Regions from separate parts of the Homo sapiens genome. Here all the other regions are linked to region 1. A link is a loop called in an ENCODE intact Hi-C map of the cell type or tissue named here. Cell type or tissue: gastrocnemius medialis. All regions are shown on one strand. Each heading gives the region's core, and the rest is flanking DNA. Links, peaks and the distances in the headings are about the cores only. Region 1 overlaps SORBS1 (sorbin and SH3 domain containing 1). Region 2 overlaps LOC107984257 (a long non-coding RNA gene). Region 3 overlaps LOC107984257 (a long non-coding RNA gene). Region 4 overlaps ACSM6 (acyl-CoA synthetase medium chain family member 6). Region 5 overlaps PDLIM1 (PDZ and LIM domain 1).

Region 1 (6,288 bases), core at 709-5,708:
GTTCAGTGCTACCCTCACCTCCTGTTCTATATGTGATAAATAGCAAACATTTTAGCTTATATAGATAGGCCCTCGTGGAGCCTTCCTGTACCCAGGCTCACGTTAGTACCTCTGTGGTCCTTACTTCTGTTGCTGTATACCTGACATATACTCTTGTATTTTTATAATTGCTAGTGTATTATAAACTCCTCAAGGGCAAGGCCCCAGTCTTCACAGTGCCTGGGGCACCCAGTGAATTTAGGAAAGGAGCTTGTTCTGGTAGGAGCTTTTCTTATTTTGTCACCATCGCATCTGTGTCTTGTTCTTTGAAATATGACAATGAGGGGAAGACACACCTATTACCTATGCTAGTAGGGTTGGATAAATCCACAATGAGCAGAGTTGCTGAGTGTATAAGGTTTTTTTTTGACAGATATTGTGGTCTCTGGGACATATCCTACCTACATTGCTGGAGAATGTGCTTTACAGGAAGAGTTTCATTTGAAAGTCAGCAGGGATTTGGGTATTTTGGTGGAAAAATGGAAAAATTTAATCTATTTAGGGTAGTGATCAAAAGCTCTAGCTAGATCCATCATGTTAATTTTTCTTCTATAAATATGTGTGTTTCATGATTAATATACCCAGGAGCATAAGAAGAAATTAAGAAGACATATTAAGACAGCAGCTAGAGAAGGACTGCCTTAGGGGACAGTTCCCACCTTGGAGAAGGACTGGTGTAAAGTCTCTTGCATTCACTGTGGGGTTGGTGACTCAGTCGCCAATATGACAGGTGTCAGGGCTCAGGTGTAGCATCACAACCCGTGTCTCCTACTCTGGCTTTGCAGCTCACTCCCTTTTAAAGAGCTTCCAATTGAGCCGGGCCTTCAGCTCTAAAAATGACAATAAGTCACAGGTCCTCTAGGTCCTAGGATGTGCCTTCAGAGATGAAGCCCACCAGATGACCCTAGGCTACCTGCAGATAAAGGGTGTCCTCAAGGCCACAGCTCCGAGCAAGCTCTCCTTGGTCCCCCAGGCCACCTCTTTATTCTCAGCTTGTCACTTTGGCAGTCCTGACTGCCCGTGTTAACCCTGCTGCCTGCTCTCCTCGTTTACCTCCTCACCTCCATCCCCCTAAACTGCACAAGACGGAAAGGGCTTCATGGGACAGCTGGCAGAGTGAATTCCCTAGCTCTACTGGATCCAAGGCACTAAGCTCTGTATTCTAATAGGAATGTAGATATAGTCCCTTAATAGTTTTGGGACAAAACACACACACACACACACACACACACACACACACACACACACACATAAGGTTAGTAAATGAAAAGGCCAAGTGGCAAATGCTACCACAGGCAGTCAGGATAAAGGAGCACAGGTATCGAATAACATCATTTTAACAATTTATCAGGCATTTACTACGTGCCAGGTCCTGTGCTTGGTATTTTATCTACCTTACCTCATTTAATCCTCTGAACATTCCAAGATGAGGCATTATTTTTAATCCCCATTTTATAGATGAGGAAATAGGCACATCAAAGCAGTGTAATGCCATAGTTCCTCAGCAGGTTCAGGGCAGAGCCATATCCAGATTAGGAACGGTGAAGCTCTAGGCCAAGGGACTAGGGTTGGCAGTAAACTCTCATCTGCCCCATACTGATTCAAAATTTTGTAATAAGTTAGCAGAAGATATACTAAGGTTTAATGTTTTCAAGCTATTAAAAAACAATTTAGACCTGGCGTGGTGGCTCACGTCTGTAATCCCAACACTTTGGGAGGCCAAGGTTGGGGGATCACTTGAGGCCAGAGTTCAAGACCAGTCTGGGCAACATGGCAAAACTTCCTCTTTACAAAAAATACTTTAAAAATTAGCTGGGCTTGGTGGTGCACGTCTGTAGTCCCAGCTACTCAGCAGGCTGAGGTGGAGGATTGCTTCCCCGGGAAGCGGAGGTTGCAGTGAGCCAAGATCGCACCACTGTACTCCAGTCTGAGTGACAGAGCGAGACTCTGTCTCAAGAAAAACAAAAAGCAAACACCCCCCCCCACACACACACAATTTAAGCAACTATTTATGATATTGGGTTAGCAGGATTGGAGGGTACTAATGTAAGCTGACTAAAAGAGCAAATTGTTTTCAGACACTGTGAATGTGCGTGAAGATATTCAATCTGTTAATTTACCAAGAATTCTTATTTATATCACTGAAAATAGGTCTTCAAAGCCTCTGTTTTTCAGCTCTCATGAAATACTTGGCAGGAATAAATGAGTTTTTTCCTCCTGCTAGTCTACCATTTGGGGATTTTTCAGTAATCGGGCTTGGTTTTCCCCCAGTTTATCCAAATGAATAAGATTTTTTCATATCTGGAATTGGTGAGGAACCAGCCTAAATGGGGTGCCTGACACAAAGGAAAGCATACAGTAAATGTTTGCTCAATGAATGGATGGATCTGTAAATCTTAATCAACTGAAATCCAACTTGGTTAGCACTGAGGCAGGCAGCTTGTAAGTTGAACCTAGTGCCTTTCACTGGTTGGACAGGAATGATGTGTAGGCAGAAACATTGGCAGGACTTGACCTTAACCCAAAGAATGAAGGAGGAGGAGTCACAGGTGGCCCAGGTTCACAGTTTTGTGGCAACTGGAGAAGTGATGGTGTTGTTTTAAGTCCACTTTAATAAATTGGACAGACTTCAATTGATAATTTTATTAACTAACACTGATTACATATGATAATATTAAAAGAACTGGGAACAGAGAGGAATTCACCCATAGTCCCAATATCCAATACAACTACAAGTCCTTGCCTTCAATATATATATTTTTTATAATTAACATCACAGTGTGTGTCCAGTTTTGTACTTTATTTTCCTAGCATTTCAGATCTATAAATCAGTAGTGGTAACTACTCATTACTTTCATTTCAATGTATTTCAGCATTGATTAACCTTCTTTGCCTAACCAAAGAGCTTTACTCTATTTGACCAGCAGGTGGCACTCAAGAACAAGCTGTTCTTCCCTATATGGTGATGGTAGACTAGCAAACGCTTTTTCCCCTTAATCTGATTTGAGAACAAAACACAGATCATAACCTGAAGAACTATATGAAACAGTAGAGGTCCTCCGGGACTTTACAAATGTGTCAGAAATCTGTATGCATGTAGGCATTTAATTTTATAGAATCATTTATTCCATTAATATTTATTGAACAACCATGCAAGGCACCAGATATGCAAGGATTAAGAAGATAAACTTTCTGCCCTCAAGGGGTTCCAGGTGTAATAGGGGAGACAGATTTGTAAATAACCAGAGTCCAGTGGGGTAAATGCAATGATGGGGCCCAGGAGGGAGGAGTGAGCACCTATTGTTTTGTGGAGGAAGAAAGGTTAAGCTTTATGGAGGAGGTGCAAATAAAATGTGAATAACAATATCAGTATAGATATAATTTTTTTCATGCAGTACAAAAGGCTATAAAATGAAACTTCTAGAGGATTATCTAGACTCCTTCCTGCAAAGCCACAGTTAACAACAGTTAGGTTTTTTTTCTTCTTCTTCTTCTTGAAATAACTAAATTATTTTGAATGGTGAATGTAAGCTTTATGAGGCTGGAACTTTTTGTCCGTTCTGTTGCCTGTTGAATCTTCACCTAGGAGAGCGATTGACACTTAATAGATGCTCAGTAAATATTTGTTGACCGAATAAATGAGCAGTAGAATGACATGATGAGATCTTTTCTAGACAGAGATGACTGGAGGGCATCAGGGCTGGAGACTGGGGGAGCAATGCGTGTTTGTTGTACAGTTGTAGGTGAGCAATGATAAGGCGGGAGGTGGAGAGTAAAGGGATTAATGTGAGCTGTGTCAAAGATAGGGAAGAAGCAGGACTTGGTGACTGATTAGGCTTAAGGAGCAAGGAGAGAGAGAGAAGGGGACCGATTTCCTGAGCTTTCTGGGTTGTGTGATGGAAGATGGTTTGGGACACGTTGAGTTTAAGATGCCTGAGAAACATTCAGGTGGATGTCTAGAAGGCGGTTGAATGTATGTGTCTGGAGCTCAAAAGAAGGGTCTGTGTACATAACAGATTTGCAGGTGGGTTTCTTGTACAATCTCCCCATGCCTATTAGTTTTGCAAGTGAAAGAAATTGAGGCCAAGAGAAACAGACTGTTCGCAAGTTTTTAAACAAGAGTGGGTTTGCCTCTACTGATCCACATTCCTTGTTGGAGTCAGGTGGGAATCCCAGTCTCCAGGACTCTGTCCACTGCCTCCGGAACCTGCCCGTTAGCACAATTGGAAACAGTTGGCCCTAGGATGATTGCTCTGTTCTCTCACTTTACTCTTCCAGTGAGTGTGTTTTTGTTGAATCCCCTTGAAACTCAGCAGCCAGCTCTGCATCTTAGCCAGAGGCTGAATTCTCTGTGCTAGCTCTTCTTGCTTGCTCTTCCTGAACCAAAATCTGGGTTAATCAAGGCTGCTCAGAGCTGAGCTTCTGAACTTAACTTGTTTTGTTAAGTACTCAGCTGCTATTCCTGATTGGACCTTTCTCAACCAGCTGAGGGGATAAGGCTGCTTCTCTCATCCTCTCTGGTACACTTGGACAGAGCAAGTACTCTGTGACCTTGGGCAAATGCCTTTGACATTCTGGTCTTCAGTTTCCCCTTTTGTACAGTGAAACAAATGGTCTCTCTTCAACATTAGAAGATCTGATGGATATGATACACTTAAAAACACTGTTGTGGCTGGGCATGGTGGCTCATGCCTGTAATCCCAGCACTTTGGGAGGCCAAGGCGGGAGGATCATGAGGTCAGGAGCTCAAGACCAGCCTGGCCAACATAATGAAACCCTGTCTCTACTAAAACTACAAAAAAAAAAAAAAAATTAGCCAGGCTTGGTGGCAGGCACCTGTAGTCCCAGCTACTTGGGAGGCTGAGGCAGGAGAATCACTTGAACGTGGGAGGCGGAGGTTGCAGTGAGCTGAGATCACTCCACTGCACTCCAGCCTGGGCGACACAGCATTGTTGTAGAGCTCTTGGGTATTGTTTTTAAACAAGGAGTGCCTCAGTTTCAAAATGTTACCCATCTGGAAAAAGCATGTTTTGTTAGCTTTGGTATCAGAAAAAAAACAATTGGCTTGGCAAATCCATTCTGAGAGATTTCCTGAGTGCTAGTTTATCATTCTGGTAGGAAGCAGGAAAAAACGGTGATAATGGGTGGAATAAGGCCAGAGAGTGAGGTGGCTGAGGGGTTGGGGTGGGGTGAGATCTGACTGTTGGTGAGGTAGAGCAGAGATGTGAGGTCAGGCAGCCAGTTATGGTCAAGAGTCATGACAGAACAAAGTTATTAGGAACTTAGGAAGATGGCTTAGAAGTTCTGGACAGGCTGGGCATGGTGATTCACTTCTGTAATCCCAGCACTTTGGGAGGTCAAGGTGGGTGGATCACCTGAGGATAGGAGTTTGAGATCAGCCTGACCAACATGATGAAACCCTGTCTCTACTAAAAGTACAAAAATTAGCCGGGTGTGGTGGCGCATGCCTGTAGTCCCAGCTACTAGGAAGGCTGAGGCAGGAGAATCACTTGAACCCGGGAGGCAGAGGTTGCAGTGAGCCAAGATGGCACCACTGCACTCCAGCCTGGGCGACAGAATGAGATTCTGTCTCAAAAAAAAAAAGTTCTGGCCAAAGCTGAGGCAATTCAAAGGATAGCAGGCACAGCAGAATGGAAGCTGCTGTCAGTCACTCTGTTAAAAGAAAAACTTTAGACAAATTAAATTTAGCAGATTTATTTAAGGCATAGAAGGATTTATGTTCAGGCAGCCCTTAGAACCAGGGGCAGTTCAGAGAGCTTCACCCAGCAACATGGGCAGGCAGCATTTATAAACAACAAAAGACAGCAAGTACAGCTACAGCTGGATTGGTTGCAGCTCCACAGTTGCCTATTTGGGCATTTATATAGATGTGGGCTGATCAGTTGGCAGCCTGGGATTGGCTGAAGCTTGGCTGCTGTGATTGGCTGAGACTCAGCTACTTGTTATAAGAGCATACTCTTAGATTGTACTTTGTTTACATAGTTAGGTTGCAGAAGAATAGGAACTCAAAGTATGGATGCAGCCTCAAGCCCAATTTAGTTTACTGATCTCCAATGCTTAAGGAGGTGTGGTAGCCCCAAACCAAGGTGGGAGGGGCTTCAGACACCATACCTTCAAAAGAGACCTCAGTCACCACAGCTGTTGGTCAGCAAAGATAAAGGACATCTATTCATGGATGTTTTTGCTGTTGAAGTTATACAAAAAAGAGGAAACATAGCATTAAACTGA
Region 2 (6,288 bases), core at 489-5,488, 180 kb after region 1:
TGGGAGTGCAGATGTCTCTTCGACATACTGATTTTCTTTCTTGTAGGCATATACCCAGCAGTGGGATTGCTGAATCATATGATAGTTCTATTTTTAGTTCTTTGAGGAACCTCCATGCAGTTTTCCATAGTGGATAAACTATTTTATGTTCCTACGAAGAGTGTTTGAGCGCTCCCATTTCTCTGTGTCCTTTTCAGCATTTGTTATTTTCTGAGTTTTTGACAATTGCCATTTTAATTGAGGTTAAATTATATTTTATTGTGGTTTTGATTTGGATTTATCTGATGATTAGTGATGTTAAACATGTTTGCATATAACTGTTGGCCATTTGTGTATCTTCTCTTGGGAAATGTCTATTGAAATCTTTTGCCCATTTTTAAATTGGATTATTTGGAATTTTTGTTTTTGAGTTCTTACGTATTCTTGTTAGTGATCCCTTGTTGGATGAATAGTTTGGAAAATTTTTCTCCCATTCTGTGGGTTGTCTCTTCACTTTATTTTTATTTTTATTGATGTGAAGAAGCTTTTTAGCTTGATGTAATTCTATTTATCAATTTTTGCATTCGTTACCCGTGCTTTTGAGGTCTTACTCAGGAAATCTTTGCCTAGACCAGTGTTCTAAAGTATTTCCCCTATGTTTTCTTCTAGTAGTTTCATAGTTTCCTACATGTAAGTTTTTAATTCATTTTGATTTGATTTTTATATATGATGAGGCATAGAAGTCTAGTTTTATTCTTCACGTGTCTCATTTTCCCAGTACCATTTATTGAAGAGACCATCTGTTTCCCAAGGTATGTTCCTGGTGCCTTGGTCAAAAATGAGTTGGTTGTAAATGCAAGGATTTATTTCTGGGTTCTCCATTCTGTTTCACTGGGCCGTGAAATCCTTACTTTTCGATATTATAAGTCACCATTTTCAGCTTTCCATCCTGTCAACCTTGCTGTATTTGGGCCAAGCAGGGCATGCAGGACCCAGAACTTGGTGTGGACAGGTGGGGCCAGAGCCCCTGTAGGCTGCTCAAGAAATCTGCACTGAGGTCTGCAGGGAGGACCAAATCCCCATAGATGATTCCACAAAAACACTGTTAGGTAAACCACAGTGTGAAACAGCTTGAGAAATAGAATCTGTGTCATATCCAACATTTACTCACACTCATAACTGCATGAGCGGGATACTTGAGCAGGAGGACCCAGAAGAACACCCTCTTCACCTGCATGTCCAGGTCCCCTTTGTGTCACCTAGGGCAAGAGGCTGGAAGGAGAGGCATCTGGGATAGGGGCAGGCTATGGTCGGGGCAGTGGGGTGGTAGGACCTGGACAGTGGGGGTGGTGGGGTTAGTGAAAGGTCTGGGGCAGGGCAGAGATCAGGAGGAACAGCATTCCAGCAGGGCTGGGAGACATGTCAGTAGGTTGGCAGACACAGGAGCAGGTGGCCTGGGACTCAGAGGAGCAGCTGGAGTTGGAGGAGAAGGGCTCTGTTTTCCTCCAGTCTTCTGCTTGGCTGCTGCATTAGCACCCCACTGCACCCCCAACACTCGTCTCTCCCTTGCCCTCACTTCCTGAGTCTTAAAACCAATTCCTTCATCCCCAGCATGCACCTTCCTAAGGACAGTTCCCCTCTGGATCCTTCCTAAGGTTCTAACTATTTATTTATTTATTGAGACAAGGCTTGCTCTGTCGCCCAGGCAGGAGTGCAGTGGCACCATCTCGGCTCACTGCAACCTCCGCCTCCCGGGTTCAAGCAATTCTCCTGCCTCAGCACACCCTAGTAGCTAGGATTACAGGCGCGCGCCACCACGCCCGGCTATTTTTTTGTATTTTATTTAGAGACGGGGCTTTGCCATGTTGGCCAGACTGGTCTCGAACTCCTGACGTCAGATGATCTACTCGCCTCTGAGCTTCTGATTTTTAATCCTTCCTAGCCCAGCTCCCCGCCATCCCCCCACCCCCGCCGTCCCCCCATTCTGCCTCACTTCCTCCTTTCCTGATTCCCACAATTTCCCACAATCAGTCTTGGCCTCAGATTCCCACCCTTCAGGTGCCAGGGTTCCTTGGGTCCTCCATCTCCCCTGATCCTCTCTGATTAGGGGCACGGGGTGTGAGTTGGAATTAAAGCCAGCGTTTGAGTCCTGGGGCTGGATTCTGCATTGGGTTCCGTTGTGTCATTGCACCTTCTCGTTTCCGCTCTTTCTGCCCTGCTTCCTCATCTTCAAAGTCATCTAAGATCCGCCAGCGGATGCTGACCCAGCCCGTGGAGCGCCGCTTCTCCGCACCTGCTGCTTCTCCATCTCTCCATCTTCTGCTCCTGGCCTTTTCCTGGCACTGGAGCCCGAGCTCTGAGCTCTTGCCCTTCTCTGGGGCCCCGTCCTGCTCCTCCTCGTCACCCTGGGGCGGCGGCCGGGGCCCCACGGGTCAGCGTGGCAGGGCCGACGGCGCAGTTCTCGCCCCGGGGCGGCGGCGGCGGCAGGTGCGGTGGGAGCGCCGCCTGGAGGTTGGTGTGGCGCTCATTGGTCGCGGAGGCCGCCGAGGTGTCCAGCGCCCAGGACCTGGGCTTCCTGTCTGCGTCGCTGCTGCCCCCTGCTGGGGCGGCGGGGCCCGGGTTCCGCTCTGCGGCGTGTTTTTGCGGGGCGCCTTCGCTCCTCCGGGAAGTCGGCGGTGCAGCCGCGGAGGCCGTTGTTGCTCTGGTAGCCGGTGGTTGTTTCATTCCCCTAGGGGCCGGCCGGGCTTTCGCCTCAGGCCGCCCACACCGGCTCCGGCCGCCGCCGCCTCTCGCTACCCGCGGCCCGGAGGAGGCGAGGGAACGACCTCCAGGCGCAGGGCGGCCGCCGCTCCCTCAGCAGCCGGCGGGGCAGAGGGAAAGACGCCGGGAAGCGTAAGGTCCCCGCCAGGCCCGAGGGTCGCCACGGACTTTGCCCTCTGGTTCCTGCCCAGGAGCAGCTGCCAGGTCCCCTCCCTGCCAAGCTTCTCCCCGAAAAGTTCTAAGGTTGTCAGGTCCGCCAGGAAGTGACATTTTTCTCCCCTCACTGTAAGGCTGGAAACTCTTGAATCCGGGCATTTTATGCATATTCTTAAATATGATGTTTCAGTCAAAGCCTTGATAATATAACCAATATTTCCGATTTTATCCTGCTTATAAAGAGCCGATATGTAAACGAAAATTAGAATATTTGTGAATAGTTTCCAAATTTTGGAGGGATCAAGTAGGGAGAAAAACCAAATGCTTCCACCTTTGTTTACAAGTGTGCTTTACCAAACTGATGTAAATTATAGATAACATCTGTGAGAAACCTTTCTTAAATCTAGAATACAACCAACAGTGTTTTAAATAAAAGTTATAAAAATATTATCTTAATTTCATAGATTTTTTGTTTTGCTTGATCTTGCTTAGCAGTTTTTTGAACCCTTAAGTTTATTAGAGTTCTAGGAATTTGTGTTTAGTTTATTTTTTTAAAACATTTGTTTTAATATATTTAAAGGGTATAAGTACAAGTTTCTTACATGCCTATATTGCATAGTGGTAAAGGCTGGGGTAGTTTATTGATCTGAAAGTTATCAGAAACCTGTGTTCAAGAGGACCTGTTAAGAGTTTTTTCCATGAAAAGCAAATTTGGACTATCGCTGATCGCAAATATTTTTCGAATTCAAAGCAGAACTGTGGATGATGGAAACAGAATAGCTATGATGAAAATCTGATGAAAGTTCCCAATTGACAAGGAAATTTAGTTACTTCTCTTACGTGCAGCATGTTAAGACAATAACCAGAATCATGACTGACAGCATCACATCAGGACCACCAGGCTTTTATAAATTTCATACAATCTTCAGAATGCATTAATAACATATTTATACAAATGTAACTTTAGCAAATATTTAGCGTAACAATCAAAATTATGAATCATTAAATTTTTATAAGTTTATATAATTTTTGGAACATGCGTGTCAATAACATACCTATAAATGTAACTGAAGTGGGATCTAATATCACATAATTTGACAATGCTCTCCCATGCAGTATCACAACATTTGACAATGCCCGCTCATACAGTCTACCAAATCTAATAATTTAATATCTCTACAAGGTGAGAGATCCATTCTTTAGACTCTCCAGGGACCCAGCTGAACAGTCCCGAAGTTAATTTTAAGACTTAATTTAGGATTTTTGACTCTGGGGAAACCTGTCAAAGATTGAAAACATTTGATCAAAACAGAATCACAGGTCACTGTTAAAAGAATAGTCATTTAACCAGAGACTTAAAAGCTATACAGAAAGTTATGTGGATATGAAAACTCGAACCCTTTTAAAGCTTAGTTTTCCTGAGTAATCAAAAAGGGTACTTGAATTTAATCAGACACAGGAAGAGTATGTACGGGGATATGAGTGTACACTGTATTTTAGAGGAATGTAAACAAGGAAATTAGTACCATGAGCCAGGGAATACATGGCTGTTAGTAACAGCATGGGAAGTTTCCTGGTTACATGGAACAACAATTTAGACATAGGAAGAAAAGCCAAAAGTACAGATTCAAGTTATGTTGGAGGAAAACATTGGTTTTCCAGACCTTCATGCTAACCATTTCAGTGTCAGGCCATAACAGCAGAACTAGAACCAGAGAAAAAATGTTACAGGAGTTGACAAAAATGTTGAAAGACAGAGCTACCACTGTTACCATTGTGGCCATGCAAAAAGATACACCTTTTTAAAGGGGGAGAAAACAGAAGGCAGTGGTTTATGACCTGCAATGTGGTACAGAGAAAGTTGAATTTCGGATATAAATCTGAGAAGTTTGAAAAAGAAAAATGTTACCTCTAGAAATGAAATGGCCATTCTGAAAGAAAGACACCGCATTTCCAATCTGAAACTAGGGAAGTTAGTTAGATCTCAGGAAGAATTAGAACTAGTTTAAATCTTCTATTAAATAAGATTTTAGAATTAAAAATAAAACCTCTTAAAATTTTACTAAGAGCAAATCAGTAAGCAAACTGTCATTCTAACATAGGGGACCAACTTATTTTGTTGTTTTGTATTAATGTATTTTAATGTCAAATTTCAATCTTTAGAAAGACTTCTGTTACCAAAATTACATCTTAATATCCATAACTTTCTTTACATCTGTCTCCTACTTACTAGTTCTTTTCTAGCTACTGTGAAACAACTTTTAAATGATCCCCAAATTCGATAAAAATATTCTTTTTCTCAATAAAATGTATTTTTTATGACTTTCTAATAATTTTTTTCTCACCAAGAACGCCTTATTTTTTGGCACATTGTATATATAGAATTATATGTACTAATTAAAAATTTTAACTCTTAGTAACCTTAAATTTTAGTGAAAATTTCCTTAATTTTTTAAGACGGAATCTCACTCTGTTGCCGAGGCTGGAGTGCAGTGGCATGATCTTGGCTCACTGCAACCTCCGCCTCCCGGGTTCAAGTGATTCTCCCACCTCGGCCTCCCAAGTAGCTGGGATTATGGGCATGCGCCACCACACCTGGCTAATTTTTTGTATTTTTGGTAAAGATGGGGCTTTGCCATGTTGGCCAGGCTGGTCTGGAACTCCTGACCTCAGATGATCTGCCCGCCTCAGCCTCCCAAAGTGCTGAGATTACAGAAATTTTATTTTTGTAATAAAAATAATTGTGAACCACCATGCCTAGCTGAAAGTAAGAAATTTTAAATTGTCTGTCACCTATCAGTATTTTATAGATAAGAACCATTTTATAATTTTTACAAACATATTCCCTAATATATATATATATATAATACACACACACACTTTTTTTTTTTTTCTTTTTTGAGACAGGGTCTGGCTCTGTCACCTGTGCTGGAGTGCAGTGGCACAGTCTCAGTTCACTGTAACCTTTGCTTTCTGGGCTCTAGTAATTCTTCGATTTCAGCCTCTCGAGTAGCTGGGACTACAGGCGTATGCAACCAGATCTGGTTAATTTTTGTATTTTTTTGTGGAGACTGGGTTTTGCTATGTTGCCCAGCCTGGTCTCGAACTCCTGAGCTCAAGCGATCCACCCAACTTGGCCTTCCAAAGTACTGAGATTACAGATGTGAGCCCCGGCCCACAGTGTGAGCCATGGCCCCTGGTCCCCTAGAACATAACTTTAAAATCTTATTTGGAAATGACCTACACATTTAATTAGTATCTATTATTTAATGTAACTTTAAGACATCAAGTTACATGAAAACTTTATAGACATTTTTCTCATTTACATTTAATTTTCTAACATTTACCTGGATTACCAGTGAGAACTGGGATATTAGACAAAACTCGATCTCA
Region 3 (6,288 bases), core at 747-5,746, 230 kb after region 1:
ACCCACTTGAGGAGGCAGTCTGACCCTTAGCAGAGCTTGAACACTGTGCCAGGACATCTGCTGCTGTCTTCAGAGCCATCAGGCAGGGACATTTAACTCTGCTGAAGTTGTGCCCACAGCCACCCCTTCCCCCCAGGTACTCTGTCAGCCCCTGACTTCGACTGCTGCCTTATTTTCAGAGATGCCCTGCCCAGAGAGAAGGAATCTAGAGAGGCAGTCTGGCCACAGTGGACTTGCTGAGCTGTGGTGGGCTCCGCCCATTTCTAACTTCCCAGTGGCTTTCTTTACACTGTGAGGGTAAAACTGCCTACCCATGCTTCACCAATGGCAGACATCCCTCCCCTCACCAAACTTGAGCTTCCCAGGTCAACCTCAGACTGCTGTGCCTACAGCGAGAATTTCATGCCAGTGGATCTTAGCTTGCTAGGCTCCATTCAAGTGGGACCCACCAAGCTATACCACTTGGCTCCCTGGCTTCAGTCCCCTTTCCAGGGGAGTGAATGGTTCTGTCTCAGTGGCATTCCAGGTGCCACCGTGTTATGAAAAAAAACTGCGGCTAGCTCAGTGTCTGCCCAAACGGCTGCCCACTTTTGTGCTTGAAATCCAGGGTCCTGGTGGTGTAGGCACTGGAGGGAATCTCCTGGCCTGGGGGTTGTGAAGACCATGGGGAAAACAGTATCTGGGTCGGAGTGCATCATTCCTCATGGCGCAGTCCCTCATGGCTCCCTTTGGGTAGGGGTGAGAATTCCCCGACGTTTTGCACTTCAAGGGTGAGGCGATGTCCCACCCTGCTTCTGCTCTCCCTCCATGGGCTGCACCCACTGTCCAACCAGTCCCATTGAGATGAACCAGGTGCCTCAGTTGGAAATGCAGAAATCACCACCTTCTGTGTCAGTCTCGCTGGGAGCTGCAGACTGGAGCTCTTCCTATTCAGCCATCTTGCCAGAAGTCCTCCATTTTTTTACATTGGTAGAGTATAACCCTCATTGACAAAATCAACCTTCTGTCAGAATAACACCTCATTCTCTGAGGCAAATGTACTTGTAACAGGCATAATAGAGCATCTGGCATGTTAGAAGTGTTGTAGATCTTGATGTGAATGGTGTTTATGAAAGTTTATACACGTGTAAATATTCATTAATGTTTATACTTAATATGATTGCTCTTAACTGCATTTATTTTATATTTCAACAGAGCAAAAGAAAACATGAAAGAACTAGATATGCAAAAAAATAAAATGACATACCAAGTATAGTGGTGCATGCCTGTAGCCCTAGCTTCTTGGGAAGCTGAGATGGGAGCATTGCTTCTGCTTAGGCATTTGAGTTATGCCTGGGTAACATAGGGAGACCCCATGTCTAAATAGAAATAAAAACAAGACACATAGAGAAGTTTGAGAATAAAATATAGACAACAGAATAAAACCCCACATTAACATAAATCTTGGAATTCTCTGAAAGTTGTATAACAGTAAATGTTACTACATATATATAGAAATAAATTCAAAGGTAAATAATACCAGCATAACAATATAAAATATTTTAAAATATTAAATGAACATTTTGCAACTAAAAATACACTAACTATAGCGAATTGCTTAATGAATGGGTTTAATACCAGATATTTCATAGCTAAATAATTCATAAATTGGAAAATAAATGAGAAAACAACATACAGTCTTAAGAAAAAAATATAGAGAAAAGGCAATGAAGAAGCTTATAGAGCTTAGGTTGAAATTAGACTTCCCAAGGAGAGATAAGATAGAATGGAGAAGAAGCTATTGAACAGATAAACACCTGGAATTTTTCAGAGCAGATTAAAGATATTGGGTTACATATTGGAGGAGAACTATGAGCCTGAAACCAGATATAAGAAAACATGTTTAGGCAGAAAATATTCAAAAGACTATAAAACACATATTAAAGAAAGTTCCTAAAAATTGAAAGAGAACAAAATGCATTTCCTTTCAAAGTAACAATACTATTGCTAACTTCTAAATAAAAGCAATGAAATTCAGAAGATGATAGAATAATATCATCTAAATGCTAAAAGGAAATAACTGCCAGTCTATAATACTTTATCCAGCAAAAAAAATTCTTTAATGATGAAGAAAAGAAAACCAGACAGGACTTCGATAAGAAAATACAGGACTTGAACAATACTATAATCAGTTGGACCTAACAGACACATGCAAAGCACTCCACACAACAGTAACAAAAAACCACATTTTTCTCAATGCATATGGAAACTTCTCCAAGATGCAACATATGTTAGTAATATATGAGTTTTAAAAAGTTATTTAGGCAGATAGTGAGAGCACAGGAGTCCTCAGTAAGGTTTTCCTTTTAATGAAAAGCAGCCCAAAATACTTTCTTTTCCTACAAATAGCAGACTGTAAAATGACTTGCAGACATAGAGAAACAAGCTGGAAGCTTGCACTGGTGAATGCCATCAGTTGTGCTAATAAGAAAAGGCTGCCTGGGACTGGGCACATTCAAAATGTCAGTTCCATCTTCCCTTCTCTTTGCCAGCCACATGTACAGTAAGGAGCAGGGAACATGGCATTAGTCAAGCAAAGATCCCATTTGCATAATAAGACGATTAGGATGGGATGGCCAGCTTCCCCATGCACTATGTAAACCTCACCCCTGGTCCAACCAATCTGTGGGCTCTATGTAAATTAGACACTGCTTCCTCAAGCCTGTCTGTAAAATCTGGTTCACTCTGCCATGGGGCAGAATTCTTATTTGGACGCCCCCTCTCTCACAAGAGAGAGAGCTATTCTCCTTTCTCTTTCTTTGGAAATAAAACTTCTACTCCTAAACTCACTCCTTGTGTGTGTCCATGCCCTTAGACTTCTTGTTGCAAGACGATGAACCTCAGGTATTTACCTTAGACAACAATGCATCTTCATACTGGGGGTGTGTCCAGGATCCCAAGGTACTTTCATTGGAATGTTGAATACAGGAGTGAAACTCAACTCTGTCCTTTCATTTCAAGGCTCTCAGCCTCCATTTTAGAATCAAATCATACCAAATACTGGGCTCCCTTCAGTCATTTAAAAATAATTAGCATGGCTGCCAGCTTTACAAGACATGGGGGAGAGGCTTGCTGGGGAAAACATGTAGAATCCCCCAGTACCCACACGTTGCTGGGCATATTGGCCATGTTTGAACCAGTTTTCTTTCAGAGGACCTAGCAATTGAATGGGGCTGGAAAAAGTTCTGAAGCAACTGAGGATTTCTGGCGGAAGCTACTCCCTGGTGTTGTTCAAAGGATTTGGACTGACCTCATCCTCTGACTGCCTGACAGAGTGTCAGCAACAGGATCTCCAGCTTTCATACTATAATTTCCTCCATTCCTGTCTGCAACCACCATGTCTCCCATCCTCTCTCTCTTTGTATGCAATGCCACAGCAATTTTACAGTTCAGGGAAGTAATCTTGTTAGGTAAGATCAGGAAATGCCATAGTAACTGAAGGTGTAGCTCAAGGGAATGCCGTTGTAATTTTCTAGGAATAGAGGGTCCCTCATCACAGTGAAGTCACTCTCTGCCCTTGGTCTGGAGAGCATATGGCATTTCCAGGTAACACTCTACCCTTGTCTGGAGAGCACATGGCATTTGAAGTTCACTCTCTGCCCTTGGTATGGAGAGCACATGACATGTCATGGTCACCCTGTGCCCTTAGTCTAGAGATCACATGGCATTTCAAGGTCAACAGCGCCACCTAGTGGGATGGGAATTCTCTCCATGAAGCACATTGTTGGTCCTCTGCCAAAACACTCTAGCCTCCAAATTCTCCTCCCTTTTTGTGCCCCTCTGCTAGAGACCAGGCTTCATGCTGCTTCTGTGAACAGGAAAACTCTGCCTTCAACAACAATTAGGAGTAAAATGTCCTCCAAAGACAAAGTTGTTTAGTTTCGATACTGTCCCATCAACTAGAAAACTGCCATTTGGTCCCTATGTTCTTTTAAGGCACCTATTCTGCCTCCAATTAAAATGGTACTGAAATAGTAAGGGGATTTTTTTTCTTTTTCTTTTTTAATTAAATTAATTATACTTTAAATTCTAGGGTACATGTGCACAACGTGCAGGTTTGTTACATATGTATACATGTGCCATGTTGGTGTGCTGCACCCATTAACTCGTCATTTACATTAGGTATATTTCCTAATGCTATCCCTCTCCCCTACCCCCACCCCATGACAGGCCCCAGTGTGTGATGTTCCCCTTCCTGTTCCAAGTGTTCTCACTGTTCAATTCCCACCTATGACTGAGAACATGTGGTGTTGGGTTTTTTGTTCTTGTGATTGATAGTTTGCTGAGAATGATGGTTTCCAGCTTCATCCATGTCACTACAAAGGACATGAACTCATCCTTTTTTATGGCTGCATAGTATTCCATGGTGTCTATGTGCCACATTTTCTTACTCCAGTCTATCATTGATGGACATTTGGGTTTGTTCCAAGTCTTTGCTATTGTAAATATACGTGTGCATGTGCCTTTATAGCAGCATAATTTATAATCCTTTGGGTATACGCCCAGTAGTGGAATGGCTGGGTCAAATGATATTTCTAGTTCTAGATCCTTTCTGCACAGCAAAAGAAACTACCATCAGAGTGAACAGGCAACCTACAGAATGGGAGAAAATTTTTGCAACCCTCTTGTCTGACAAAGGGCTAATATCCAGGATCTACAGAGAACTCAAACAAATTTACAAGAAAAAAAACAAACAACCCCATCAACAAGTGGGCAAAGGATACGAACAGACACTTCTCAAAAGAAGACATTTATGCAGCCAACAGACACATGAAAAAATGCTCATCATCACTGGCCATCAGAGAAATGCAAACCAAAACCACAGTGAGATACCATCTCACACCAGTTAGAATGGCAATCAGCAAGGGGATTTCAAGTTTGGAAGTTAATTGGAACCATTCTCTAAGGGTAAACGCTTTAACATGGGCCATAATAAGCAGGATATAGAGTTCAATCTAGCATGCACTATCCATTAAAGGAGCCTTGCTCAAATGCAAATATTATAGTTTTTCCCAAGATCCATCCTTCTAGGAGCCACAGAGGCCACATAAGTCTAGGAAGTCAAAGGGAAATCACAAGTGGAGGACTAGAGTCACATGGGTAAGCATGACTAATCTCAATTGCTTAGTTCCTCTGGTCCTGTATTTTTAAATGGCTGCAGGGTTGCAAGAATGCAGCCATGGGCAGCACATTAAATAAGGTGCTGGTACTCAGGAGCCAAGGAGGGAAATCAGTAGGTGGAGCATGCCACCACTGTCTTCCCCTCCACCCTAGGTCACACCAATAGGAAGGAGACTAAAGGGACATCTTTTTCATGCTTCCATTTCTAGATGAGTAACAGATCATCTTCGGCCTGTAGTCCTCTGGAGTGCATTTGAAAACACTGGGACTCTTTTTACCCTGAGATATGAAGAAAAGTGGCTTTTTTTTTCCCACAAAGGTGTGGCCTTCTTACCCACTTGAAACAGCCTAAACTGTGGAAGGAAGCTTTAATTTAAATTGTGTCCAAGAATTAGATCTTTTCTCCATATGGGAGGGAAAATGGCCCAAGGTCCATTATATACAAGATTTCTTTGCCCTATGAGAAAACCCAGACCTTTGCAAGCATTGCACAATTCACCCAGCCCTTCTAGCAATCATATCAGGAAGGCCCAAAGGGAATGATTCCCCAAGACTAGAAAAGCAACTTCCAGAGTGTATTAGTCTGTTTTTCACACTGCTGATAAAGATGATATACCCAAGACTAGGCAATTTACAAAAGAAAGAAAGAGGTTTAATTGGACTCACAGTTTCACATGGCTTGGGAGACCTCACAATCATGGTGGAAGGCAAGGAGGAGCAAGTCATATCTTACATGGATGGTGTCAGGCAAAGAGAAGAACATGTGCAGGGAAATTCCTCTTTTTAAAACTATCAGATCTCATGACACTTATTCACTATGACAAGAACAGCACAGGAACAACCTGCCCCCATGATTCAATTACCTCCCAGCAGGTCCCTCCCACAATACATGTGAATTCAAGATGAAATTTGTGTGGGGACACAGCCGAACCATATAATTCCACCACTGGTCCCTCCCAAATCTCCTGTCCTAACATTTCAAAACCAATGATGCCTTCCCAACAGTCCCCCAGAGTCTTAACTCATTTTAACATTAACTCAAAAGTACATAGTCCAAAGTCTGAAGTCTCATCTAAAACAAGGCAAGTCCCTTCTGCCTATGAGCCTGTAAAATTGAAAGCAAGTTAG
Region 4 (6,288 bases), core at 547-5,546, 160 kb after region 1:
TCTTTATTCATTCAATTGCTCAAGTCAAAAATCTGTAGTAATCATTATTGTTCCTCTTTCCCCATCTATCGACTTACCTACCTAGCTATCTGTGCCACATCCTAACCATTGCCAAGCCCTGACAACTCTACTTCCAAAACATGTCACAAGTCTCTCTCTCTTCACTATTCCTAACCAGGGATGGGACTAAGGTGGAGTGAGTGAAACATTTGCCACAAACATTGTGATATTTAAGGGGATACCAGCAAATTCAGTAGTCAAGATAAATAATATTTTAGTGAAATGTTTTTAAATAATGAAAACTAATGCAAAAATCCATGATAAACAAAATATTGAAATTTAAAACAAAGACAGGACAACAACACTTCCAAACTGTTCAAATATTCCCAGTATGATTTAGGAATGGGATTCAGGCCGGCTTCAAGATGCAGTCCTCACACAGCCTATAATCCAGATAGGCACTTGCATGACTCACCTTACCTGTCAGCCCAGTCCTGTCCCTGGTTCCAATAAAACTTTATTTATAAAAATAGGCAGCTGGTCTGTCATGAGAAGTTTACCAATTTGATTTTTTTAATTAAAAAAAATTAAATTATTCAATTGAAAAGAGTATACAGTTTATAAAATTATAAATTATGAAAACATTACATAAATATATAAAATAAATATTTGTGGAAATTTAAAACTTCAATTATAAAAATTATTTTATAATTTAATTAAAAATTATTTTAAAATTAAAATATTATTTCCCTCGATCACTGGATTTTTCAGTGCCCTTTTACATTTTGTGCCTGAGGTGAGTTCCTCATTTGCCTGGCTTGTTTTCGGTCCTGTCTCCATTGCCACCACCATGGTCCACACCGGCACGGCCTCTCATCTGGACGACAGCAACAGCCTTCTCCTGGGTCCCTTTACTATCTCTCTTGTCTCCCATTTTTCAGACAGCAGTTGAGGGAGTTTCACAATTGTGGCTGAGATCAAGTCCTTCCCTTTAGTGTTTCCTAGACGACTCCTACATGACCTCCAAGACCTGCCGCAGTCTTCCCCTCCCTTGCGCTTCGGCCTCCTCTCCTGCTACTCTCTTCCCCACTCTCCGCACTTCAGGTGCCCTGGTGTTCTTTCTGTTCCTCACACAGTTTAAGCTCGCTCCCACCTCAGGTCCTTTACCTCTGAGTTCCCTCTGCAAGGGACAGTGTTCCCTCAGAGCTTCCAAAGGCTAGCTCTGTCATATTCAAATCTCAGCTTATCCTCACCTCAGAAGTCACCAAATCTAAAATCATTCCCCCATCTCCACATCAGACCAATTTATTTAATTTGCCTGTTTTGTTTTGGAGTTTCTTTTGGAAACTTTATTATATTGATAATTTATGTGTTTTCTTGTTGTCTATTTGTTGTCTATAATATAAAATCCATGAGGGTCGGGGTTTGACTGTCTCGTTTACTGCTTTTTTTTTTTTTTTTTTTTTTTTTTTAAACATCCCTGGACACTGAAATACTGCCCTCTAAAGACCACATTGATAATTATCAAACTTAATTTAGTAGTCTTGCCTTATCCGTGGGGGATGTGTCCCAAGACCCTCAGTGGATGCCTGAAACCATCAATAGTACTAAGCCCTATATACACTATGCTTTTTCCTATACATGCATACCTATGATGCAGTTAAATTTATAAATTAGGTATAGTAAGAGATTAAAAACAAAAACAAATAATAGAATATAACAATGTACTGTAATAAAAGTTATGCAAATGTGATCTCTGTACTCACCTATTTTGGACGGTAGTTGACCACAGGTAACTGAAACCGCAGAAAACAAAGCCACAGATAAGGGGGCACTACTGTATTTGGCTAACTTGAGGATGAACATGGCATCATCTCGCTATTTTAATAAGTATTTCCCCATATCCCAGTGAGGGTGAGGTTTACTTTTGTATAAACTTAAGGGGAACAAGTGCAGTTTTGTTACGTGGATATTGCATATATATATGGTGAAGTCTGGGTTTTCAGTGTAACCATCACCAAAATGGTGTACCTTGTACCCATTAAGTAATTTCTCATTCCTCATCCTCTCCCATCCTCTGACCTTTCCGAGTCTCCAGTGTCTATTATTCCACACTCTGTGTCCATTTGTACACATTATTTAGTTCCCACTTATAAGTGAGAACATATGGTATTTGACTTTCTGTTTCTGAGTTATTTGACATAAGATAATGTCCTCCAGTTCCATCCATGTTGCTGCAAAAGACATTATTTCTTTTTTTTTTTTGAGACAGAGTCTCACTCTGTCCCCCAGGCTGGAGTGCAGTGGTGTAATCTCGGCTCACTGCAACCTCAGCCTCCTGAGTTCAAGCGATTCTCCTGCCTCAGCCTCCTGAGTAGCTGGGATTATAGGTGTGTGCCACCACACCCAGCTAATTTTTGTACTTTTAGTAGAGACGGGGTTTCACCATGTTGGCCAGGCTGGTCTCGAACTCCTGATGTCAGGTGATCTGCCCACCTTGGCCTCCCAAAGTGCTAGGATTACAGGCATGAGCCTCCCGAAGTGCTGACATTGCAAGCATGAGCCACCATGTGCGACCATGATTTCATTTTTTATGGCTTCATAGTATTCCATTATATATAGTCTATATATAAGTTTTTTGTTATGTTTTTTGTAATATGTTTATATTTATATTACCTAATTTTTTATCCTTTCAGAACGAATGGTTACATATGAATCAGAACATAAGACTTTCACTCAGACTGGGAACTTGTAGGTCAGACCAGGGATGCTTGTGTTGGGGGTTACTCTGCTTTTTTCAGGACTAGAAATTGCCATTCAGCTTTTCATTCTGACCACTCACACCACCTTCTCATACATCATCTAATCTTGCATAGAAATTGCCATTCAGCTTTTCATTCTGACCACTCACACCACTTTCTCATATATCATCATCTTTCAAAGTCAAACATTTCCTTCATTTAAGCATCTCATATTCAGTGTCCACTTACTGAATCAACTTCTTGAAATCCAACCACCCATCATAGCTCTTATCTGACACCAGGAGCTTGGTTTTCAAGGTGGGGCAGTCGGACACGGCAGAGTTTACAACTGGGGCCATAGCTTCATTAGCCACAATGCACTGGGCCTTAGACATGCGTAATTGATAGCGAATTTTCTTGGCAGTCAGCTGGGGGCTCCCAGGCACAAAGGTGATTCCTGAAAAAAACCACAAAAGAAGGCTTCATTTTTATCTTTTGAGTAGAGAATTTTTCCTCAAGCATTCTGGCAGGCATGGATGAGGTCTCTGGGTTACCCTCTCTCTTAGGAGTCTCTCTTCTCTATTGGGTCAGTAACACGATGGCGACTGGGGAAAACTGAGACAGGCAGGAGACTGAGCCCACTGAAACAATCCAGTGATCTGTGGCTCTGTTGCTGTTATCCTTTCACCTCAATCAGGTCCTGAGTTTATATGGCTAAGTGTCAGACCACCAGTTACTTGAAATATAGCCTAATTTTGAAACTGTGATGCAAAGGGATTATGAAAACTTCCTCTTTGTTGTTTTCTCATGGCTTGAGAATGGCTTTTGCTGTGGATTTCTGGATTTGCACTGGAGAAAAGACAAAACAAAAAGACCTTCCTGCCTCTCTTCTTGGGCTGTTTCTATAGATTCTTCTGCATCCATAGAACACCTATTGTGGACCTCCTATGAGACTGGCATACGCTGGTTGCATCTGTGTGCCAGAGGCTCTTCTGACAGACGCTTCTTTTTAGTTTTCAGGCTTAGAGAACTAGAATACTTCTAGGATTAACTGGTGATGACCTTGCTTGTCTTGCAGTAATGCTTACACTCCCAACTACAGACCTATTGATTTTTGGAAAAGGATCTGCTTTACCGGTGTGGGCCTTTCCCACATACTGCACCTTCATCTTCTGTTTCTCACACTGAAATCTCTTGGGCATCATAAAATGTCATTGTTCGTAATAGCCCAAATGTGGAAACAACCTAAATATCTATCAGCTGATGAACTGATAAATGAAATATAGTATATATATTTACACAATGAAATACTATTAATTCATAAAAAGAGTGGAGTACTGACACATGCTATAACATGGGTGAACCTTGAAAACATTATGGTAACTGAAAGAAGTCAGGGACAAAAAGCTAGATGTTGCATTCTATTTGTAAGAAATATCTGGAAGAGGCAAATCCAAAGATAGGAAGTAGATTATTGGTTGCCAGGTTTTGCAGAGAGCGGGGAATAGGGAGGGACTGCTAATGGGTTTCTTTTTGGGGTGATGAAAATCTTCCAGAAATAGACAGTGGTGATGGTTGCCCAGCTTTGTGAATATTCTAAAAACCATGGATTTGTACACTTTTAAACGGTGAATTTTATAGTATATAAATTATATCTCCAAAACAAAGTCATAGGAAACAGGATCTGGCATGGAATGGGGAGTTCATCTAATTCGAGTTACTCACTGGGCTGATGGGAAGGCCGAGGGACACAGTGGAAAAGACCTGTTCAGTATCACTGATTGCCATCTTATAGCTATCAAGTTACCCTTTAGCATTGAGTATATATATATGAAACCGTGCAATTGTGGGTGACACAAAGAAGTATCTTTCTTTAGATAACTGCAAACACTTTCAAGTGCCCCCACCCTTAGATGAAGCATTTGAAGAGGAGTGCCAAGTAATGTTAATTTATTTTCCCTATTGATTAGTAAGAACTCTTTCTACATTAAGGCCATTGACCACTTATCTTTCATAAGTGTTGCAAATATGTTTTCGATTTTGGCATTTGTCTTTGCCATGGTCTGAATTTGTGTGTCCTCCAACCCAGATTTGTATGTTGAGATTCTAAACTCCAAGGTGATGGAGGTGAGATCTTTGAAAGGTGATCAGATCATGAGTGGAGGTCTCATGAATGGGATTAGTGCCTTAATAAAATAGGCTCCCAAGAGATCCCTCATTCTTTCCATCATATGAGGACACAGCTAGAAGGAGCTATTTCTGAATCAGAAAGTGGGCCCTCACTGACATTGCGTCTGCCTTGATCTTGGACTTCCCAGCCTCCAGAGTTGTGAGAAATAAATTTCTGTTATATATGAGTTACTCAGTTGATAGCATTTTGCTATAGTAACCCAAGCAGACTAAGGCAGTGTTCAAATTTCTTTTGTGGTGGTTTAAGAAAAATACTAGAACTTTATAATAGTAGAAACTATATCTAAAAAATAATCTAACAGCTTTTCATTTTGTTTACAGATATAATGTTGAAATTTCTTGTGATAATGTCAGCGTAGTTTAAAAGCCAATTTAACTTTATCATGTTGAGTAATTTATAATAATTGAGAGCTCTCTCATTAGGAGAGATGCATGTGTTGTTAGAGCCATCACTGTGCAGCTTTCTGGATGCCACCAAAAGGGCACATCAGATGTAATCACACAGACAGATCTCACATATATGGAGAAGGGAGGAGTGCACCCTGGTCCCTCCTCCAAGTTGGCCACACAGATGTTTCTTATACATTATAGTGATTTTTTTGATGAATGAAATTTTAAAAATTTCATTAAGTGTAGTACATCTTTTTTTTCCTTTTTTGTTTGGGTATCTGGTGTCATATTCAGAAAGCCTTTCCATGAGTTTATGTACTCACCTATATATTCTTCTAATACTTAAGTCCTTTTCTAACATTTCAATTTTTAATGGTTCATTTGAATTTATTTTGGTACATTATTTGGAGGTAGAGTTATGACATTTAACGTTTTCAAACAGTTATCTTTAAATCATTTAAGAACTAATCAATGCTTTCATTAATGGCTTGAAAAGACCTGATAAATTATTATTATTATTATTTTTTTAAATAGACAGAGTCTCATTCTGGCACCCAGGCTGGAGTGCAGTGGCGTGATCTTGGCTGACTATAAACTCCACCTCTCGGGTTCAAGCGATTCTCCTGCCTCAGCCTCCGGATTAGCTGGGATTACAGGTGCCCACCATCACGTCTGGCTAATTTTTGTATTTTTTTAGTAGAGACGGGGTTTCACCATGTTGGCCAGGTTGGTCCCGAACTCCTCACCTCAGGTGATCCTCCCACCTCGGCCTCCCAAAGTGCTGGGATTACAGGCGTAGCCACTGCGCCCGGCTGATAAATTCTTACATATACTTTGGTCTGTTCTGAGTTTTCGATTTTGTTTTCATTCATTTTGCCTTATACCATCAATAAGCAATTTTAATTATTGTGAGTGAAAATGATAGCCCTGCTTTGGACTGGTATGTGGCTAAGGAAATCACTCTGCG
Region 5 (6,288 bases), core at 588-5,587, 120 kb after region 1:
TTTTTTGGTGTGTTCCATTGGTGGCTTCCAGACATAACATACACCAAAGAAGAAGAAAAATCTTTCCCAAGAACATTCCATAGTCTGATCTCAATTTTAAAATAGTCCTAAGTGTAATAGAAAAAAGATTTATCCAAAAATAATGTAATATGCTTATTATGGGGCAAGTTCCAAACTCAGGACTCAAAGAGTCAGGCATATAACTCAAAGAAAGGGCTGGAAAGTGAGACAAAGAAAGACCCTTGGTTAAAACAACTCCCCCAGGTGGCCCCATTGCCTGCCCTGAGAGGCACCCACAGTTCCCTGCAGGTGGGGGAAGAGGCCAAGCAGGAGTGGGCAGGACAGGCAGGGATAGCTGCTTTCCCTTCCCCAAATGCAGCCGGCCGGAGTGACCAACCCATGAATCTTGCTACTTAAACTCTGACCTTCTTTGGTAGCCATGAAGCATATGCCACTCTTTGGGTGCCTTTTCCTTTATTGTGAGAACATGGTTGGAGTGGAAGGGAAACACCTGGACCTTGATTGCTATGATTGACTCTGCCTTTAGCTGGGGACCTGAGTACTGAACGTGCCCCAGAGGTTGTCTCAGAAAAGAGAAAGGAAGAAAGGAGAGGAAGAGAGGGAGAGGAAAAGGGAACTTGCGGAGAATTACCCAGGGAAAACATATACCCTGGAAATGAGTAAGCGTAACTGATATAATTCATTTGCACCTGTGAAAGTGGCTCCAGCCCTAAAGAGAGTCTGTTTAGAGTTGCTGAATAAAACCACTCCTGGCCACTGCCTGCATCTGTAAAGCTGGGAGGCAGCCTGGTGGGCTGGAGACTTTATAGCTTTATTACTCAGGAAGCACAACTTGTTTATATACAAATCTATCCATCTGCATCAATAAATTGCCCCACCATCTGATATTTGCTCTTTGGTTCCACTGGGCACACTGGCCTTTCTCCTTAGCAGCTCAGCTGAGAGGAAGGTGGTGATCTGGGGCCAGGAGGTGGGGCTGCCCATGTCCCTGGCACAACCCTCAGAGGCTGGCTGCCCTGGAGGACCTCGTGAGCCTGCAGGAACAGGGGGAGCACAGCAAGGAGGAAGGAGGCCCTGGACCCATTCTGCAGTGTTCGTTCACTTGCCTGATGCCTGCTGCCTGCTGAACTGTGACCTGTGCCAGGCACTGAGCCGGGCCTGGGAATGTGATGGGGAGCAAGACAGGCCATGCTCCTGCCCTCCTGGGGCTTACTTTCCAGGGGGAGATAGACAACAAAGAAATAAGGGAATACACTGGAATCCATGGTGAGAGAGCAGGTAGGGAGTTAAGAGTGATAGTGGGGATGTGGCGGACTGTTTGGAGTCGGGGTCAGGAAGGCCTCTCTGAGGAGTGCACTTGAGCAGAGACCTGGATGAAGCATGGGAGCCATGACAACACCTGGGAAGGGCATTGCAGGCTGAGGGTGCAGTAAGTGCATAGGCTGTGAAGCTAGTGTTTCCCAGGCACAGCGGGAAGCCTGGTCTCAGTAGAGCAGAGTGGGCCAGGGCTGGCAGGGGATGTGTGTGGAGGGAGAAGTTTGGGTCACATATGTGAGGGACTTTCTCCTCTGTGATAACATTTACTCCAAAAAAGTTGAATTTGATTAAACATATATTTTAGTATTAAAACTAAATATTTTGTGCTAAGTCAAATGAGAATACATTGAGCCACAGCATGACACAGTCTGATTCATGTTTAAAATATCATTCTAGGCCAGGCACTCTGGCCCATGCCTATAATCCTAGCGCTTTGGGAGTCCGAGGCTGGAGGATCACTTGAGGCTGGGACTTTGAGACCAGCCTGGGCAACACAGCAAGACTCTGTCTCTACAAAATAATGACAAAATCAGCGGGGGATGGTGGCACACCTGTAGTCCTAGCCACTCAGGAGGCCGAGGCAGGAGGATTTATCTATTGAGGCCAGTAGTTCGAGGTTACAGTTACCTGTGATTGCACCACTGTACTCCAGCCTGGGTGACAGAGTGAGTCCCTGTCTCTAAAAAACAAAAAATATCACTCTGATATTTTGAATAGAGGCCATCACTTTGGCCTAAGCATGGCATGGCTTGGACCTGGGGGAGGTGGGGAGGTGAGAAGGGGTCAGATGGAGGATAGATTTACAGGTATAGCTGATGAGAGACTACCTCCCTGTCACCGTCCACTGCTTAGAAAGTGGAGCCCTCAGGGAAAGAGGCAGGCTCTGCCTGTCTTATCTTGTTCTGGGTCACCCAGCATGACAGGAGGAAGGTGGGGAAGACAAGGCCTGGCTTGCCCAGTCCCTGGGCCTGAACATCAACAGTTCACAAAGCACTTGCGTGTCCCATCCTTACCACCAAACTGTGAACCAGGCAAGGAAAGTACTGTTACCTCTGTGTTATAGGTGAGGAGACCCAAGTGCCTGGCCTTGAGAATCAGGAAGTATTTATAGACAGGGAAAGCACTGTGAGATCGTCGGGAATGAATAACACTATGATTCCTGCTTGTGCAAGCAATGTTTGTGGCCCATACAAGGGGGACCCGGCTGAGTTCTTCATGGTTGGCTTGTGGTTGACATTTTTTTTTCTCTAAATTTTCTCTGGACATAATGCTGCTGATGGAATTTATAAAGAGATAGAGCATTCTCATTCCACTGGATTAGGCCAAAAAGTAATTGAGCTACTGAAGCTATTTAGAAGAAGAGCCTCTGATTGCATTGAAGCAGCAGCCAGCTCTGACTACAAAGACATCTCAGTTTCACTGTGCTGGCAGCAGGTCTGTGGCTGATTTAGGAGAGGGCTTTGAGATCATTTCTATCCATCCTTCAAATCAGCAGTGTCTGCCTGGAGGAGGTTCCTGGTGAAGTTATTTTTAACTTCTGTCATGTCCTAATCAATTTTTCAAACATTCTTTACAGCTTAGACCATGCTCAGCCTCCAAGCAGCCTTGTCATCGACAAAGAATCTGAAGTTTACAAGATGCTTCAGGAGAAACAGGAGTTGAATGAGCCCCCGAAACAGTCCACGTCTTTCTTGGTTTTGCAGGAAATCCTGGAGTCTGAAGAAAAAGGTAATCAGCTCCATCTGCAGTCAGAGGCTCTTGTTCAAGGTCAGATGTGAGAGTCAGTCATTGTGGAAGCACAGGTGAACACACTCTGGAGCCTGCTTTGGAGGGCATGGGCTTTTAAAATGCTGAAATTCTTTAAAAAGAGATAGAGGGAGAGAGAGAGAGAGAGAGGAAGAGAGTGCTGACCACATTTTCCCATCTGGGTCTGTATTTAAGAAACTCCAGGCCTGGCCAACTGTGTCCTGTCACATGTGCAAGAGGATGCTAAGGTTGGGGTGAGCCTGACTGCTGTGGGAGCCTGTTGGTCTGTCCCTTGGCCATTTATTTGCTTTGAGCCCAGAAACAATACCTTGGTAGTGGCTGAGGAACTTCAGTGATGAAGGCCATGGGCAATGAGCAGCAGAATGAGAATGAATTAGTGCTCGGTGAAGCCAGGGGCTGGCTTTGCTTGGGGGCATGTGTTTGCATTTGCTCTAAGGTGGGTGGCCTCTTGAGGGCCCAAGAGCTCCCCCTTGTGGCCATGTTCTTATTCTGTGACCTTTGGCAAATCTCAACCTTCCCAGGTCTGTTTTCTCATCTGTCCATCAGGGATAAAACTCCTTTCCTCTAAGATTATCATGGTCATGAAATGGCATAAGTTGTGTAAAACATCCATCATCGTAACTGAGTACTCGCTTCATAGTTATTGTGGTGTTTGAAATGTCATGAAGAGGCTTTCTTGTCCTTGGGGTGAGCTTTGATGTTGAGGCACCCAGGGTCACCCCGTAGGGTTCTGCAGGTCTCAGGAGACATGCTTCTCACTGAAGACATTATGTAACGTACATTTATTATGATCATGTTTAAGTGGACAGTGGTAAAAGTATCTTCACTTAATAACAATGCTATACGTCGAGAAATTGTGACAGGTGGATGTATTGAAGAAGGGATGCTTTATTCCCCTCACAAAGATGATCAGCAGCCCTCACACCCGCTTCTTCCCTGGTAGTTCCTCATCAGCACCTCCTGTGATGCTCATGGGCAGTCTTTTCCAGAGAGCTGGGTTTTGTACCCTTTCCTGGTCCCTGTGATGCCCAGTCCTCCACACTCTCTCTTCCTTTCTTGAGGCTTGGGCACTTCAGTGGGGTCTTGTTTTCTATGCCCTCTATCTCTCTCATGGACCCATCTGCAAAGAGACAGTGGATGCTCCAGTGAGGGGACACCTTGTGATGGTGAGTGTGAGACCTGCCTCAGCCAGGCTGCAAAGGGATTGGCATGTTGGCTGAGAGGCTTGTGCCCTCTGGAAGATGAACCTCCCTCCTCAAAGTCCGCAGCCGAAGATTCAGCTTCCTGGGGAGCCCTTTCTGATAAGAAAGTTCTCTTCTGAACACACCCGACACCTGGGCTTCCTCCCCATTTGTGTGATTTCTTTAGAGAGAGTGGCAGTTTACAACCATAGGAAATTAGGAAACCATGGGCCATGTGTTTGCATGTGCTTCTTTTATGCTAAAATGATACTGTTCTACCACTGCTTTCCTCTTTTGCTTGGAGTAGCTGAGCAGCTGGGAAGTAATGAGCCATACTTCGTATCAAGTTCCAGTATTAGCTTTGCCTGACAAACAACTTGGGGGCCAACCCTTGAGGATGATAGCTTTGTAAAAACATGTGAGAAACCACAACTTATTTCACTCTTACGTGGATGTGAAACCCTTCAATGAGAGGCAAGGTCAAGTTCATCCGTGCCCAACTAGACATGCTGCAGAGCTCATCTCAGCTCACAGAGAAGGACCTGAGCATGGATTTGGAAGCTCCATGCTCTTCAAGATCTGGACTCCTATCCGGCACTCCAGCACCCAAATTTGTGGCTTCTATTCCCAAGGTTACTTCGTGGTCCTGGTTAGCAGCTGGTGTTCCAACCATCATGCTTACCCCCAGGTGACAGGGAGGAAGAAGGGAGATAATGCTAACCGGGGAGTTCCAATTTCAGATGAGCCAGCTTTCTCCTTCCCAGAAGTCCCACACTACTCTTCCATTTTATTGACCATGATTTAGTCACCTGGCTACACCTAGTTAAACGAGAGTCTGGGAATTAGGATTCTTTTTAAAAAAAATTTTAGCCCTTAGTCTGGATGGTTCTTGCCCCAAAGAGAATCAAGATTCTGCTGGAAGGGAAGAGGGAGATAGCAAATCTTGTAGTTTCTCCTGTATCTCTTACTGTGTACCCGCATTAAATCTTTACTGACAGTAACAGGATAAATTCCATTCTAAACATTCTTTACATGCAGAAGGCTCTTCGGGGAAGGAACCCAAATGCCTGTTTGTTTTTGTTTTTGTTTTTGTTTGAGACAGGGTCTTGCTCTGTTGCCCAGGCTGGAGTGCAGTGGCATGATCTCGGCTCACTGCTACCTCCGCTTCTCAGGTTGCAGCGATTCTCCTGCCTCAGCCTCCCAAGTATCTGAGATTACAGATGTGTACCACCATGCCCAGATAATTTTTGTATTTTTAATAGAGATGGGGTTTCTCCATGTTGGCCAGGGTGGTCTTGAACTTGTGACCTCAGGTGATCTGCCCACCTGGACCTCCCAAAGCGCTGGGATTACAGATGTGAGCCACTGCACCCGGCCCCAAATGCCTGTTTTTATTTGAGATAAAATGGTGAAAGGTTAAGGTAGTAAAAGCAGTTGATGAGAGGTCCTGTCATTCAGAAACGCCTCTGGTTCAGAAAGCAGTGCTGCAGGGCAGAAAGAGCACTGGCATCCAGGATCTGCCTCTGACCTGCTGTGACACCTCCAGCAAGTTGCTTGCCTTTCTAAGCTCTAGTTTCTGCACAGATCCATTGAAGCTAATAGCCAGGACCTCATGGGATTGTTTACAGGGTTAAGTAAAGCCACGTCTGTAAACTGCCAGGTGCACAGTGAGTAAGGCCCCTCCCTGAAGGAAGCTTGGCTACAGCAGTATTTGGTCATAAACCTTGAAGACCCAACACAAGCTGTCTCATTTTGGGTAAAATTCAGCTTCTAGACTAGGAGAAAGGGGCCCTTGGTTCCTCACCTTCATCTTGTTCTGGATCAAATTCCAAAACTTGCAGGCAGAAGAAGCCGTTATATTAAGAAAAATGGTGAAATATACTTAATATAAAATTTACCATCTTAACAAATTTTAAGTGTACAATTTAGTGGTATTAAGTACATTTATGTGATTGTGCTACTATCACCACCATCCATCCATAGAACTCTTTTATTTTGCAAA

Evidence for each region. Peaks named below come from ENCODE experiments on the same cell type or tissue, not always from the same donor. Only the 100,000 strongest peaks of a DNase experiment are listed, where the experiment ranks them.
Region 2: a loop joins it to region 1, with 7 times the contacts of the local background. A loop is called at or near these places in 47 of 110 quality-filtered maps.
Region 3: a loop joins it to region 1, with 17 times the contacts of the local background. A loop is called at or near these places in 40 of 110 quality-filtered maps.
Region 4: it touches region 1 in a loop (4-fold over the local background); 15 of 110 quality-filtered maps call a loop at or near these places.
Region 5: it touches region 1 in a loop (12-fold over the local background); 101 of 110 quality-filtered maps call a loop at or near these places.

What each region holds. Positions count from the first base shown.
Region 1 is chr10:95,360,176-95,366,463 of GRCh38, reverse strand. All of the region lies in intron 22 of SORBS1 (sorbin and SH3 domain containing 1), which reads left to right. Among named protein-coding and RNA genes, the nearest start is that of PDLIM1, 72 kb to the right of the region's middle. In gastrocnemius medialis, for the core only: CTCF peaks have their summits at 2,759 and 2,963 (motif pointing right); no DNase peak of the experiment used is centred there; H3K27ac peaks cover 3,753 bases.
Region 2 is chr10:95,180,055-95,186,342 of GRCh38, reverse strand. All of the region lies in intron 3 of LOC107984257 (a long non-coding RNA gene), which reads left to right. It also overlaps the pseudogene PAWRP1. Among named protein-coding and RNA genes, the nearest start is that of ACSM6, 11 kb to the left of the region's middle. RefSeq lists silencers at 2,120-2,169, 2,190-2,519, 2,710-3,009. In gastrocnemius medialis, for the core only: a CTCF peak has its summit at 2,582 (motif pointing left); a DNase peak (open chromatin) is centred at 2,582; H3K4me3 peaks cover 1,212 bases; H3K27ac peaks cover 920 bases.
Region 3 is chr10:95,130,550-95,136,837 of GRCh38, reverse strand. It overlaps LOC107984257 (a long non-coding RNA gene), which reads left to right. Exons shown (of 10, transcript XR_007062253.1): 7 at 1-6,288. Among named protein-coding and RNA genes, the nearest start is that of ACSM6, 61 kb to the left of the region's middle. In gastrocnemius medialis, for the core only: a CTCF peak has its summit at 3,705 (motif pointing left); a DNase peak (open chromatin) is centred at 3,697.
Region 4 is chr10:95,204,118-95,210,405 of GRCh38, reverse strand. It overlaps ACSM6 (acyl-CoA synthetase medium chain family member 6), which reads right to left. Exons shown (of 11, transcript NM_207321.3): 4 at 2,991-3,198. All of the region lies in intron 3 of LOC107984257 (a long non-coding RNA gene), which reads left to right. Among named protein-coding and RNA genes, the nearest start is that of ACSM6, 13 kb to the right of the region's middle. In gastrocnemius medialis, for the core only: no CTCF peak of the experiment used is centred there; no DNase peak of the experiment used is centred there.
Region 5 is chr10:95,243,993-95,250,280 of GRCh38, reverse strand. PDLIM1 (PDZ and LIM domain 1) reads left to right here. Exons shown (of 7, transcript NM_020992.4): 5 at 2,915-3,066. Among named protein-coding and RNA genes, the nearest start is that of PDLIM1, 44 kb to the left of the region's middle. RefSeq lists an enhancer at 4,809-4,868. In gastrocnemius medialis, for the core only: a CTCF peak has its summit at 3,580 (motif pointing left); DNase peaks (open chromatin) are centred at 1,040 and 3,560; H3K27ac peaks cover 5,000 bases.